2 separate regions of the Mus musculus genome follow, and region 1 is linked to region 2. A link is a loop called in an ENCODE intact Hi-C map of the cell type or tissue named here. Cell type or tissue: left cerebral cortex. All regions are shown on one strand. Region 1 overlaps Ppfibp1 (PTPRF interacting protein, binding protein 1 (liprin beta 1)). Region 2 holds the start of 1700034J05Rik (RIKEN cDNA 1700034J05 gene).

The links. Peaks named below come from ENCODE experiments on the same cell type or tissue, not always from the same donor. Only the 100,000 strongest peaks of a DNase experiment are listed, where the experiment ranks them.
Region 1: it touches region 2 in a loop (2.3-fold over the local background); 4 of 42 quality-filtered maps call a loop at or near these places.

Annotation. Positions count from the first base shown.
Region 1 is chr6:146,904,122-146,912,121 of GRCm38, reverse strand. All of the region lies in intron 1 of Ppfibp1 (PTPRF interacting protein, binding protein 1 (liprin beta 1)), which reads right to left. Among named protein-coding and RNA genes, the nearest start is that of Ppfibp1, 20 kb to the right of the region's middle. In left cerebral cortex, no CTCF peak of the experiment used is centred here; DNase peaks (open chromatin) are centred at 692, 2,224, 2,594 and 3,123; H3K27ac peaks cover 1,337 bases.
Region 2 is chr6:146,949,611-146,957,610 of GRCm38, reverse strand. All of the region lies in intron 2 of Ppfibp1 (PTPRF interacting protein, binding protein 1 (liprin beta 1)), which reads right to left. 1700034J05Rik (RIKEN cDNA 1700034J05 gene) reads left to right here and starts at 3,190. Exons shown (of 3, transcript NM_001164236.1): 1 at 3,190-3,322; 2 at 4,025-4,725; 3 at 5,114-6,310. The coding sequence starts at 4,069. The coding sequence ends at 5,359. In left cerebral cortex, a CTCF peak has its summit at 7,823; DNase peaks (open chromatin) are centred at 1,595, 3,159, 5,139, 7,739 and 1 more place; H3K27ac peaks cover 1,328 bases.

The sequences.
Region 1 (8,000 bases), 45 kb after region 2:
TCAGGGCCCTTTCTTAGTGGCCTGTTCCTGTCACTGAAGGTTAAAATCTGCAGACAAGAATTACTCTCTCTGTAACTCCTAGGTCCTTAGTTCATAGGCAATCCATCACTCCTGGAAGGCTGTCACAGAACACAGGGCTGCTGAAGAGCTCTTCCAGTTCTAGTGACTTTTCTGACATTTGTCAAAGAACACAGTAATTCCACCCAGGGAACTCTGAACAGGGCACTCATGAAGTCACAGGTTATCCAGCCCAGCAGCCAGTGTCCTTTAGGCTCTAGACGGATGTCAGCCAGCAAACCAGGAAAGGCTACGGGAGAATCAGAGCCTGACACCAGGCAACATTCACCAGAGTACAGGTGAGTGCTGTGGTACCCGGTGCGCAATGATAGAGACAGCACCACTGAGGGCCAGCAGAAGCATCAGCCTAGTCTTTCCACTGTCTTCTTATCATCCCCAAACTGTGTTCATAGCTACCTTCAATCCACCACTGTCTCTACCACAGGCAAGGACTAGAAAAGCAAGGCAGTTAATTTCCCTTTTATTCAAATTAATTGAGAGACAAAGACTCTAGGCCTGGCCATTCTTCAGTCAGGCTCCTGAGCCTTCTCCTAGGCACATCTGTGCAATTCCTTCATTGCGCTAGGAAGTGGAAAGATCTAAATTATAAATAAAGCCAATTCCTTCGTGCTAAGCCAGCGTAGGAGACCTGGGACTAGGAGTGGTCTGTAATGTAGGGCAAGTGTGACTATTTTTGTCAGTGTGTTTACTAGGATGTAGAAGCAAAAATACCCATTAGTTAAGGTTCCAACCCCCATTTGGGTATCCTGCCTGACCCCAATATAAATCTAAATTATGTGTCCATACGGAACTGTGGCGATCCCTCACCAGAACATACACTTCTAGAACCCAAACCAAGTCTGTCCTGCAGATAAATAAGCCTGTCTATCATGGTACAGAATTTACATTTAGTACTAGCTTTATGACCTTGTCCCAAGATTAGGTTGGTAGTCTGTGTGTCTGTTTCTCTTTTGAAAATGGGACTAAACCAATCTAGAGACTGGAGAAACAACTCAGCACTCAAGAATGCTTGCTGTTGGGCTGGAAAGATGCCTCAGCGGCCACTCGTCCAAATAACCCAGGTTCAATTCCCAACACCCACATGGCAGCTTACAACTGTCTATTACCCCAGCTCTAGGAAATCTGGCATCCTCACACAGACATACATGCAGTCAAAATATCAAAGCACATAAAAAGTAAATGTAAAAAATCTTCAAACAAACAAACAAACAAAACAACCAATCCATTAACCCTGGAAATGTTTGGCTAACATGTTTGAGTATGCAGAAACCCTGGTTGGAGTGAATTTTTTTTTCCAAAGATCAGAAGTTAAATATATGACCCTTCAGGTCCCTCTAACAGGACAATATTCATGAAGACCCAACACCCTTTATAAGGACCTGCCCCTGATTTAACTACTACTCAAAGCTTAGGTTACTAACCAGCCCCCATGTTGGGCCCTTAAAGTCTCAGTATTTGGCAACAGCTGAACTCTGGCTTAAAGTCTATACATTGGGGTCTGGGAGGATAGGAAAGTACATTTCACAGATTCAACCACTACACCTCTTAGTGTGTAAAAATAAAAACCATGAGTGTTTATTTGTTACAATCAGCTAACTCTTTCAGACTAACCTATTTTCCTGAGGTCCAGGCACCTAAGTCGGCCTGGCTGACAGCTTGCCCTTAACCATTACACCCTACCTCCTAGAGACATTATGCAATATCAGCTTAAAGAAGGCAGCTCTCTCCCACACTTTGAGGTCCCACCCTCAAACAGCCAAGAGCATTCTCCCCAGAGAGTGTGTCAAACCTTCCGACTGCAGGAGAATGAGGCCAAGGTGGGGTAAGAGGGTGGTGTGGTGTTGTGTGGAGTGAGTGAGAGTTTCCAGTGGTTTCCAAGCCCAACTGGCCCTGCCTCGTTCCTGAGGTGCAGCCAGTCCCATGGAGAAGGTTTTTCCTTTGGCCTTTTCCCCTTCTTGTCCTGATTGACTTCTCAGGTGTGAAGGCAACACTGAAAATTCCTTCTGGTCTAGCTCTTCTTGATAGACTTTTTTAAAAATTCTGGGTTTTCAGAAGTTTTTCTCCCAACACCAGTCATCTCTCTCTGCACAGCACCATGATTCATGCCAGGAATCTCTTCTTTCATCCTCTGCAGACATGAGTCACAATGAAAAGGCACAGCTGGAGATTCCTCATCTGAGCTGGACAAGAGGTCGTGGTCTACCTCAGGCAGGCGGGTAGGCACATGTGTACAGGCATGTTCAAAAGACCAAATAAGACTCCAAAGGCTCTAGGGCTCACACAAAAGAATCCAAGTCTTCTTGAACAGCACACATACCCATCAGAGAGGGATCTTCTGTCTTTCTACCACCAAGCAATCATAGTGCTCAAATTTTCCTTTTCATCTGAGGAAAACTTGAACTTCTAATTCTTTATTTGTCTCTTATTTTTAGCAAACACAGTAAAACGGTGGCAGATCAGCCATTTCATATCCCAACAATCCAACTGCCAACATCCCTTTAAGAGGTTTAAAAATGGGTATTTTTTTTTTGTACAAAACCTGTCACTATGGCAACTTGAATCTGCTCAGTTTCTGAATAGAGAACAGTGAACTATTTATTTATCTTTCCACTACAAACATCATGGAAACAGGTTGGTAACATTTTCCTCCACCTGGCACTACAGAGCTCCAGCCTCATTGTGTCAAAGAAAAGGTGACAAAGCTGTCCAGAGATTGAGGGAGGCTTTCTCAGAAGCCAGTATGTATACACACACACTCACACACACATACACATCAACACACCAGCACACAATAACATACTACCACTTTGGCCGTGTGCCAAGGACAAATCACCAAGATTCCCCATCTCTAGACCTACAGGACACCTAACCTATTGATACATTAGATGAACAGAACCTATAACCCCTTCACTTCCCAGAAGACAGAAAAGCATATGTGTGTTCACTTCTGCAGATAGACTCACTCTGGGCTCAGGAAAGAGCTTGGGCATGATTATCTATGTATGACTTTGGCTTTGTTCACTCACACCACAAACCATGACTGACAGTTTCAGAAATTTGCTGAACACAACGGGTTTTGGGAAATGCCAGGAACTGACTGACTCCTTTTTAACCACAGCAGACTAACTTTATCTTCTGGCAAGAGAACTCTGTTCTAGTTTGAATCTGGAATGTCCCTCCCAAGTTCGTGCTTTTAAGACTTGGTCCCCTGCTGGTCTGTGTTTAGGGGACACTGTAGAACTCTGGGAATGTAGCCCACTAGGAGGAAGGCTTAGAAGGCTGCATCTGACTCCACCTAGCTCTTTTCTTCCTGGTCTAGCCACTATGTGAGGAACTTGACCACACTTGCACCACGAAGCCCCTGTGCATGAAGGACTGAGCCCTCTGAAACTGTAATCCACAGCAACCTCTTCTCCCTTAAATTGTTTCTGTCAGGGTTTGTCACAGTGACAAAAGAAACAACCAAAACAAACTCATAAATCCCAAACCTTAGCCATGACTAAAATATCCTAGCATGGATTTAGAATATCAATAGGAGATACAATCCCTTCCATTTGTCCTCCAACCTCCAATGCACCTGGATGGATGGATGGATGGATGGATGGATGGATGGATGGATGGATGGATAGAAGATAGATAGATAGATAGATAGATAGATAGATAGATAGATAGATAGATAGATAGAAGCTTTTTACAAAAATCCATTAACCCTGGAAATGTTTGGCCACAAAGTTCTGGGTTGATATTTTGTGTGCCTTGCCTGCTTGTTCGCCTTTTGTGATGATGACCCACCAGCTCTGTAAGTGCAACACAGGTTGTTTCAGAAACTATTGTACTTATATATTTAGAGAATTAATATTCTGATCATGCAGCAATTCACACTTGGGGAAAATTATTCAATTTGGAATCAGCCATTTCAGAAATCCAGAAGCTAGGCCCCACTACACCACAATCAGGCATATGTATCACCAAGCATCATGTGAACTTCCAAGAAGCCACAGGCCTGCTGTTTAATAATTAACAAGGAGGTTATGATCCCCCCCTTCATTTGGCTACAGGGTCCAAATTTCCCAACCTGGCAGATAAAGTGTCTTGCCACATCTACACTTGTGTTTGATTCCTAACAGACACACAGCGTAACTCCACTTGACACCCACTTTGGAGCTTCTAGGCAATCTAAGTCTGGAGAATTATTTTAAATTGTGCTGAGGACACTACAAGCTCCCTCAAAAGTCTCATGAAGGCTGAAATTTTAAAAACACTTGTTAGGTGGCCATTCAATTAAAAACTACAAATAATTAGCAGTCAGCTCTGACCACTTTCTGAACACCAACCGAAGCTAGTAAACAACCACAGGAGTTAAGTGATGTACAGGAGTACAGCAAGGTCACAAGTCAGGACAGTAAGACCTATCTTAACTAATAATATGCACATCACAACATCACATGGCGCTATGAACTGACACTCGTACAAAGGGTGCCCAAACTGGCACTGTCAACCCCACCCTCACACCCCAGTAGACTCACCCTGCTAAGCTACCTGTCAAGAACTTCTCTATCTTAAGTATACACTGAACTTGGAACAGCATTCCAAATCTTTACTAACAAGAACAAAGGTTTGGGGTTGATACTGATGACATGGTAGTAATTTTTGTAATCCCCCAAGAGACCAGACAGGGGAGGGGCTGCAGCAGGACTTGGGAGCTCCTATACTGCTTTGCACGGTAAGCTGCATCTTCTTTCAGAAAACCCTAAGAGGCTGGCTGGGATCCATACAGGCTAAGGGTATGAGACAAAAGGAAACTTGTCACAGCACCAGGAGTCAGAGGGAAAGCAATGACTACTTCCTATTACTGCAAGATTGGGGTGGTCAGGTTGTTTAAAGGGAAGAAAATATACTTCAAATGAAAACTTAGCCTAACCGTACAATTCTGTCTAATGTTTGTCAGCATTTTTACATCTGATCTCATTTTTTAGCCTGAAAGCCCTCCTATGAAAGCTGGCCTGGAATTATCATACTCAGTCTACAACTGGCAGCATGGCTTGTCCAAGACCACAAAGCTTATCAACATTGGGGTCAGACTGCCAGAATCTTGGTGTGGGAGTTTTCCTTATAGTAATAATTATCATCGTCATCATTCTTGAGATTGTAATTACATCATTTCACCTTCCCTTTCCTCCCTCCAAAGACTCAGAGTTTTTAATCTGTCCAGTTCCAATTTGTCTAAGTATTTTTTCAAACTTGTATACAAAACCCCTGAAAGTCTGGCTCCCCCTACTTCTCTCCCTCCCACCTTCATGCTACAGACCAGTATTTCATAAAGACAGGGACTGTTAATGGCACATAATCCTGGGGCAGAGCCAATCCCCCACCTGCCTCTCTGACTCTAAATAATCCAGATCTTCTGTTGTTGATAACAAACCACAACTTCCAAAGTACAGATGACAGAGGTTGGAAGGGTCAAGTTCACCACAATGAGCTTCACTCACCAATGCACTTCATGTCAAATGCATATATGCGGAGGGAAGTAGACACGACACTTTAAACAGCTCACAGACTCCTTAGTCATAGTAACTTAGAAAAGACTGTCCCTGGTCATTGGGTGCTGTCTGCTGTTATCTGAGGCCCTTGCAGGATTTACTCATGCCAACTTGGCATTCTCTTTCTGCAATAAAAGATGCTGGGACACAGGAAGTCAGAAGGGGATCTTCATGCCATCAACAGAGACTCAGCTAAGGCAAACACTAATGGAAGCTAATCACTCCATTAACTCCATCAGCCAAGCAGCCAATAAAACACAAAACAGCTGGCACGCTCCACTCCTGCATGCACCACCCCTGCCTTGTTTCAAAGGGCTGGAGCCAACATGACTTCAAGTGACTACTAGCACAGAGCTGCCTGCTGGGTTCCTATCTCAAGATCATGAACCACTCTCTCCAGTCCTTCAGGGCCATCAATAAATAGTCAGATCAGTATCAGTCTTATTCTTCCTTTCTCTCCTCATCAATTTCAACTTTCCTCACTGTTACTTCCACTTCTACCTCCGTCCCCAAATATCCACTCTAACTTCCAGTCAAACTGCAAGACTGGAATTTTAGTGAAACAGTTCCAACTGGCCAATGGCACAACATTTTACAATGTTCAAGCCTCAGTCTGCAGCAGTCCCAAGATTTGGCCAATGACCCCTGAGCATTAAACATGTAAGGGAATGTAGAAATCACACCAATTTACATAATCACTGATGCTTACTGTATCTATGTCTTACCTATGGAATGTACATGCCCTAAATTATATTATAATTCTAATTTATGAACTTATATGTATTACATGAGGAAAATTTCCCATATCCTCTCCATTCCTACCAAGATGCAGGAAAGAAGATGAGAAAACCACACAATAGATCCAAGCTCCAAGATCCAAACCAAGGCTGTCAGTCACCAGCTCAGAAGCTCTTTCCTGTAATTATAACTCACTTTCTATTCAAATACTGAGTTAATTCACTGCTGAAGTGTAACCACAAGGCTGAAGATGACTCTTTTAGAGAACACAGGTTCACTTCTCAGCACATACATAACAGCTCACAACTATCAATAACTATGTTTCAGGAGATCCAATGCCCTCTTCTGGCCTTTTTGGACATCAGAATACATGTGATATACAGACATGTATGCAGGCAAAACACCCATACACATAAAATAATAATAAAAAAATTTTTTAATTAAACACAATCATGGCTTCAGGGACTAAAATTAAATAAATAGAGCATAAAGGGGATTCCCAATGAATGTCTTTCTTTAACTCTGCAGAATAAAAAGCATATTGGCTTAGAATTCTGAAAGCATAAACTATTTGGCTTAATTCATTAACATGCAAAGCCTGAACATACACACAATAGAAGTTAAATGACAAGATAACCTCATGTGGAATTCTTCATGCAGAGACTTCCTATTAGTGCCGTTCTCTTAGGTCATAAGGGCTTAGCACCAGCACCAACCAAACCTGACTTCTACACAGCATGATAACTTAAGCTTGATATTCTTTTCTCATGATTCTGTTAATAAAGCATGGAAAAGTAACAACTCTTTAAAGGATGCCAAAACTCTTAGCTATGTGCAAAGGAATGACTGAGCTATCACCCTTCGCAAGAGCTGTGTTTCACGTGAATAAACAGACAAAACACACTTTGCCTTGACTATGAGCACAGTCCTAAGTTCATGATGAACTCAACAAAACAGAAAGACCTGTGAGGAGCAGGTAACTTATCCACAATAGAAAGGGGGAAAAAAAAAAAAGCACTGAACAGGGAAATTTTCTCACATCTAAATAAAATATTTGAAAAAGAAAAGAAAAGAAGAAAAAAGAAAAATTCACTTATCAGATATTCTAAAACTTTTGAACAAAAAAGAAAAGTTGCATTTTTTTTAAATTGAGAACTAAGACATAATCTGCTGAACTCCCACAGAAAATGAGCCACGTATTATGATAGGCATCTCAATTTAATCCAACAATCCTAAAAAGCAAAGTTATTTCATGCTACTGATGAGAAGACAGAGCTCGGGGTGGGTAAGGAACAGAACTGTAATCCTAAAACAAGAGCACCCTTGAATAGAATCCTATTCTATCCAAGGTACAACTGATTCCAAAACCTAAGATATTGGAAGCTGCACACTACCTACTAGTTCCACCAAGGAATTCAGGACCCTGACTACAGTGACAGGGCTGCTCCTAAGTGGAGCCCATCAGCCCTGGAGTCAGAAGCTCTGTTTTAACAACACTTCCATTGAGTGATGGTTTCCTCCCAAATTAATGGAGATGAAGATGGTATTTAACCTCATAACATTGAGGTAAGAAGCAGCTATAAAAGCCGCAGTGAAAGGCCTTACCAAAACAGCCAAGTGTTCCATAATGTTACCTCATCTTCA
Region 2 (8,000 bases):
CAAAATGGAAGCATGGGATTTCAAAACATAAAGGAGGACATGCAGATATCGATCAAATTGTGGATGTTACCTGTAAGTAGTGTAACACGTTCCACCTCCAAACCATCCCAGCTTTAACGATGAGAATTAAACTTACTCTTAATCAAGTGTGCCATGCCTATGAGCTCCATGTTTCTCCACCCCCACGTACCAGCAGGCAGGCAGTCAAAATAATCACCCCAAAAATATATAATAAGAGCAGAAAAAGTCAGAATTAAGTGAGTTTTAATGCTGCTGGAATAAAGAAATGGCTGTAAAACAAAAATAAAAATGACAAGCTCTTTACAAAAAATATCACTGAGTTTTCTTGAAGCAACCCATGCCTGTCTTCATCTTGCCAAACATATGCCAATCCTTTTCCTACGAACTGTGCTGTTTAGTTAAATTTCCTCTAGTCCTTTCTAAATTAAGATGCACAAAAACTATGGATGAAAGAGACAGATGAGGAAGTGTGTACTCACTTTCACTCACCCACACATATTCCTGAGGTTTATGAAAATCACTAGCTTGTGCTAACTTATCCTTCTCTGAATTTGACAACTGACTTGCAAAACCCCATTTCCAGGACTAATTTAAGAAAATAGCTTAAATAAATGTTCACAGAAGGAACATACATTTGTTTGTGCAGGTTTGCAAGAATATTTTTAATTAAAATACAATCTATATGCAGCAAACGTTGTCCTTTTTAGGTGTACAGTCCAATAAACTCTGACAATGCATGCAGCCATGTAACCATGATTAAGGCTGTTGAGCCCTGTTGCTCAACAGAGGCACTATGAATGGTTACTAGCATGGGGCTTAGAACTGCACAGGCCCCAAACCATGTATGGTCTCATCAAAAATTTGGCTGAGAAAACGCAAAGAACTAAATCTTTTACATTTATTTTATGTGAAATTACAATATTTTATATGAATTACCTGAAGTACAACAAAAATAATTTTACCTGAGTCTTTCCTCTTTTTTGGAACTACTAGAAAATTAAAAGTTAATGATCTCACTTGTGCCTCAAATTGCCTTTTACTTGCAGATGGTTTTGACTTGGCAATTTGCAGGGAATACCACATCCTATTCCCAGTTCCAGGCAACTACCAATTACCTTGTATACCTGAAACATTTGATTCTAAGAGGTTTTAAAATACTTCCATTAAAATATCTACCCTGAACCTTGTAATTTTTCTTAAACATTTTGTAGAGGTTTTAAAAATAATTTTTAACATTCGTTTTTAACTTCACAAGAGTTTGAAAAGACTCATCTATAATAGTATTTGTTAATCAATATCATTTTCATTAACTGGCCTCGAATGCACTTGGGGCAATAAGTTGTCTTCCGAGGGACGTGCACAGTGGTCCTCAAATGAATGGAGGCCATTGTGCACACACACAACAGCATCTATTCACACATGCTGCGGTAGATCTGAGCCAGAGGTGGGGAACCTCCGAGAGCTTAACTTAGCCTCAGGAAGTGGAGAGAAAGCTTTATCTGTGCTCACAGGCTGAGTAGACACGCACAGCACTGAGCCAGCCGATGTGGGAGGAGAGCAGGAGAAGGGTGTTCTGGCCCGCTAGCCGGCCTGTGAGGGAGGACTCTGTGATGCCCGATGATAACAGCCAGAGACAGGCAGAGCCAGTCAACTGCATCCTGTCCGACTCATCCCAGCCCCGTCTGCTCCCTGTCTGCTTTCTTCCAGGCCCCTTCCAACTAATCTGAAAAGAATTATTATTTATAACAGGCATTCATTCTGCCTGCTGCTATTCATAGTCATCTTCACTTACTCTAGATTCTTTTTACCATCTGTCTGATTTTCCAAAACACAATAAACACTCTAGGTAGACTTTCTGCCACTGTATTTCTATGGTACAGGAGACTGCAGAGAGTCTCCCATAGGCTAGTCAAGAGCTCTACCACTGAGCCACACCCACAGCCCCGAGCCCCACTTTCTATTAGGTTAACTTGGCTCTGCCTCTAGGTTAGGTTCCTTCTCAGCAGTCAACTTTGAGCATGTCTGCCCTCCCCTCTCTTCTCACCCATCTCCACCTTTTCCTTCACAGTGCCCTGAGGACTAGAAGAACAAGAATCATCTGAATGTCTGAATTTTAAGCATTTTGCTATTAGTCTCCTAAGAAGACCTCAGCTTGTTTCTTGGGAAGCCTACATCCTATCATCCCTTCAAACTTTTTTTTTTTGTCTTTTGGTAAAACCATTGCACCCAAATTATAATGTAGCCAAAGGGAGAACTGTTGGCCATCAACAGTGTCCACAGTTTCTAAACACAGCAAGTGGCACTCACCTCACCCTCCTAGCCAAAGGATTCCCACTGGGTCTTTTGAATGTACTCAGGGGGGATGGTTTCTACCATGGCTCCCTTGCTAGACTGGGTTCCTTTACTATGACCCCCATAGTCAGGTTAGGTTCCCAGCATCCACATCAGGAGACTCACAACCATCTGTAACTCTAGTTACAGAGGACCCAAGGCTCTGGCATCTATGTGGTGTACATACACAGACACACATACATGAAATCATTAATTAGTTAGTTAATTAATTCCTGCTACAAGTGGCAGAACATAGGGTCTGAAACTTGTTAGGCACTCAACTGTCCGGTGTGTGTGTGTGTGTGTGTGTGTGTATGAGGTATTTCTGATATAAACTAAGACAAGAGGATACCAGCCTGAGCTACATTCAATCTTCTTGCTTTGGTCTCCCAAGAGCTAGATTACAGATATATACTATATGGTCATCATTCATTAATTTCAAAAGCAGCAAAATAAGTAGGTAGCCTGCATTCTCTAGAGACACAGAAACAACAGGAAATTTTAATGTATAAAAAGAGACTAGTTACAAAGAATTGCTGAGAAGTTCCAAGATCTGCCCCCTGTAATCTACAGACCTAGCATGGCAGTGGAAACCTAAGTATGACATGTAGCAGACTAATGTGCAATCTTGGGGGATGGAAATCTTGGGGGATGGAAATGAGGGAAAATGTGAGAAAGATCTCATGGAACTGACTGATTCTAATGAAGAGAGTGCAGCCTACTATTGTATGTGCTCAGAATACTCTGAAACTGAAGGGACAGATCCTGTCCCTTTACATAATTCTGACCATAACTTGGTTCCTTTGTTGCCATGGTAACCAACAGTCTTGGAACACAAACTTCTCAGAAGCAGTTGGGCTTTACATCACTGAGACATGGGCTCTGAAGGGTTTCTGACTCCATCACTTTGTCTCCACTGCTGGAAGCGCCTGTCTCATCTGGGCAGCCCTCAGATCAGGGCATGACAAAGGCATGAGCATGTGTGTGAGTGTGAGTGTGTGGTCTTCCAGGTTTGCTTACAGGGAGATTATGGAAAATGCAGAATAAACATGCCATCAGATGGTGGGAAGATGGGTGCTCAAATGACAGTCACCTTTCTGGAAAGCATTCTGGTATCAATTATTATGTCTATATATTTATGATCTTTGGTCCACTAACTCCATGGATCATGGTATGGTCTTAAGTAACCTAGTGATCATTAATCAGCCAAGTTATTGAGTATCAGTAGGTGACACCTAAGGCTATTTAATAAGAAAGTAGTTAAGAATATTAGAATAGCCATAGGTTATTATAAACTTGATAATAAGTTTCTATTGATGTGAGAACCACATGTATTTGGATATGTGTGTATATGTACATATGCGCACAGATATACATATATACTAAGAAATTAGTTACCTTGACCTCAGAAGAGTGGACTGAAAACATACTTGACTCTAGTCACACTTCCCTGTCATTTTCAAATTCTCCTTTTTGTTTATAAGCTCTCTCAGCTACTGTCAAACAAATAAGAGGCACAAAGAAGAGATGCCAGAGTGTTTTTGTCTTTACAGAGGCAGAAAGTACAAAAGGGTGGACTATACAGAGTGGAAGGAATAGTTTCAATAAGAAAAAGGAATGGGTCATATAACTTCCCCCCATAATATCATTTACTAATTTTTTTCTTCTGAAGTTTCCAGAATCAAGGAAAACTTGAGATTGGACACTCTCAGCACCATGACAACCTCACCCTCCAGCAGTGACTACAGTAGCACAGAGGATTCTATTTATGAATGCAAGTCCAACCAGAGCGCCTCGGTGGGCTACTACCCCTCTGAGAACACCTTTTCCTATGAGGACCTGGTCTCCCGTGAGGAGACAGCCTCTGTGGATTCTTTGGTCCATTTCCTCCCTCCTGTCCAAAGCACCTGGAGGACAGAGAGTTTAAGGAGACTCTTCAGGAAACGAGATCAGGTGGAGCATGACCCAGAGCAGTTCAGCAAGCTAAGCATCACACTGGCCTGGGATATCGATGTGGACTCTAACCATGCAGACTCTCTTGCTAATCTGGATCTAAATGCCCATAGCCAGTGGATGGATAAGTGGCCAGAAGACAAGACAAAACTGACTCCCTGCAAACTGTATAACCTAGTACAGAAACTTGAGACATTTCTAGGAAAAGAAAAAGGTGGCCAGCATGACGGCTGTGTGCTCCCTGAATCTACTCAGAAGGAAGATGTCCACCTCAACAGCACTACCCCTCCACATACTGCTCAGGTCAGTCCTAAAGAACGTGATGTTTGTCAAGACTTGTCCAAGCAAAGATCCCTGGAAAATGAAGATATCTGTCAGGTGCTAGAGGATCCTCCAAGGTTACTGAAAGACGAAGTTGTGGTGAGCACAGAGATGCATGCCTCCCAGGAGAGCAAGGGGCAGGACTGGGGAAGACAAGGTTGGACAGTGGAGCCTCACTCTCACTACCTGCTGTGAGGCAAGGTGGGCCCCAGGAGACTAGGACAGGGGGGAAGATAACAGTAAGGAGAGGAGATGGGGCACTGTAGGAAAGATACTACAGAGCACAGAGGGAGGGAAGAGGGGTAGGCACAGCAACCCTCAACCACAACCACATAAAAATGGAAGTGTGTGTTCTAGTCAGTTTGTCTCGAAACTTTGCTATATTTGGGCTATTTGGGCAAATGGGCTTGGGTTCTATAAAGGAGTAGACAGCAGGCCCACTGATTTTGACACTACATGCATCTAACTCATCCTGTTTTCTCAGCAGGAGATAAGACAGGCATCTGAGAGCTCCTTGGAAACCTCCTCCGTGTCATCCCCTCAGCCAGAGGGTGCTTCCCGCTCACACAACATATTCTGTATGAACTTTCGGTGGGTCTTCCAATGGCTGCGGACACAAATCTTCTCCCGATGGAGGAGACAGCGCCCTAGCCAGGCTACCAACACCTGGCACCAGAAAGCAGTGAGAAATATACATTCTCTCAGAAGCAACAGAATCCAACCCCAAGAATGACACAGGAATGAGTTCACCTGACAGCCCCAGAGTTTTAAACCTTTGAAGCCTCTTGTTCAAAAATTCCTAAGAGGTATGTGTCCTCTCTTCCACCTCACAGCTGAGGAAATCAATACCTGGAGTACACAGTGGGAGTTTCCAATCTTCACATTCCTTCTGAACAAGCCACTTATTACAACCAGGGAACAAGTGTACCTGAAGTAGTCTGGTATCCTGGACCACCAGAACTGCTGTCTTGATGTTGGACCCTCGACTAAGGAGTGGCTCCAAACAGTCTCAGTGCCCACTGGAAGCACAACCTAAGCCACCCCACCATGGCGGGAGGCTGGTGGGATATATACTGCCTTCTGGAAATGAGGGTTTGCATAATGAAAGAGTAAAACACACATAAACAAAATGGAGGCAAAAAGAAGGAGGGAGAGGGGATGCTATTCTTTTAGGAAGCAGCATACTACCTAAGTTTACCAAGAGTTAATTCAGCCTTCTGAATTCAACAAGCATATTTTCAGCCTGAGTCAAAGTAATTTGCTTGGAGAAGACACACATAAGAGAGATCTGTGTTTACTGGGGAAAAAGACGTGGGGATTGTTGAGCAGGGGTTCCCATCTCCCCCAAGACTATACTGAAGAAAAAGCCCAATTCTTTAGTAAGATTTCTGGTTTCTGCCTACTCCTTTTAACCTCTGGAATGCGGCAATAGGAAGTATTCAAGCATAGCTCGTTCATTCTAGTGTCCAATGCATTATCCAACCAAAGCAGGTCCTCTAAGCCTCACATGTGGGGAAGGGGTGAGGCTAGTGAGTACCAAAAGGGATGCGTGGGAGCTGGAGGGCCACTGGGGTGTTGGGGGTAAGAATTTTACTGAACCTTTAAGTCTCCTGTAGAATTACTATAATTGTCAGGCACATATTAATCTCATTAATCAATAAATTCTGGGATCTATTTAACCTCATGACTGAAAATGTAAAACCATTCTTTAAAGTGTATCTCATCCTTGAAGGGAAGGCTCAGTTGCTTGAATTATCTGGGTGAGTATAACTTACACAATCATATTCTGGAATTCATAATACTGTAAATATAGGATACAGCAAAATAATTTATCAAACTTAGAAGTTATTCAGCTCTCTGCAAATGCTAACGCTAATGCATTATAGACCAACCATGAAAAGAACCCTGCTACGGGGTTTGGGGTGATATATCAGTAAACAAGGGTAAAATCTTTTTTTCCCAAGACTTTAAGAATACAAGACAAATTCATAGTTCAAGGCAGATATGAGTTCAAGTCTATTTAGACACAAGAACATCTTCCAGGCACTTTTAGTTCTAGCACTTGGGAGACAGAAGCAATCAGATCTCTGTGAGTTTGAGACCAGCCTGGTTTACATACCAAGCTTCAGAATAGCCAAGGTTACAGAGAGAGACCCTGTTTCAAATTCCCTCATAAGACAGGAGAATAAAAATGAAGTAAATGCTAAATGAATTCCTAGAGAATGCTAAGGCTCTAAATTCAATATTAAAGAAGGATGTAGTTAGGAGAAATAATCAATTGCTTCAAATGTGAACTGCAAGTGAAGAATTAATTTACACAGCACACATGGTGTCTAATTTCAGGATGACAGGTGGGGTTTATGTTGCACTGCCTGCCAGGAGTCTTTTCCTGCTACCCCCTAACTCCCCAGCAAACAGAACAATGGTCAGCTTTCAGAAGAAACAAAATCCCTATCAGATAACACTGCTGAATGAGCCCGTCTTCAGCAGAGTGGGTGCAAAAGCCCTTGGATAAATTCCCTGAAAGATTATTAGTCCAGATCAAGAAGTTCCCTTGCTAAACAATTTCCGTCTTATCCCACATTTCAAACGAACCTCATGGATTTAATACCCTTTTATTTCAGTACAGTATGCTTGATTAAAAAAAAACTACCTCCAAGGCACGGAGGGCATCTCTCCAGTTTGTGGCTTTTGAAAGAACACTAATCTCATTACCACAGCATTATCTGTTCAGAAGGGAATAAGAATGGTAATTGACTTGCATACTCCTTGTCTACCTCAATATCTATTATTTTAAGTTTAAAAAAAAAATCCTCTAAAATACAAAGAGCAGCCACTCCCCCTCTTCCCTGACCATTATAAAACTTCCCTCGTAAGCCCACGCTCAAAGAACAGGCGGCATGTCAGATGCACCCATGGGCTCTGACTTTGGGATCTTACGTTTTCCCAAACAGGAGAGTTTATCAGTAAAGTGGCATCAGAATATTTGTACCATTATTGCAACACAGCAATTTCATTCACATAAGGACCAGAAATAGACACTGAATCCACTGTGTAAAGGACTGTCAGGAAACAGTATTTGGAGGTAGTCCAACAGTCACTCCACGGGTAGAAAGCAGCCTACACCTTCAAGAGAAGCAGCGTAGACTGGCCGGCAATGTTCAACCTGAATCTCACCACAAGGACTGCAGTAGTCAGATAAATCTTAGATTGCAGAACATTCTACTAGACACTCTCTGGAACTAAACATGTTAGGATCACAAAACACAAAATAACTTTTTTTAATTGAAAAAGACAGAGAGACATGGCAGGTTATAATGGAGACCACAGAGAGAGAGACATGAGGCCAGCTGCTATTCATGATCTCCAACTGA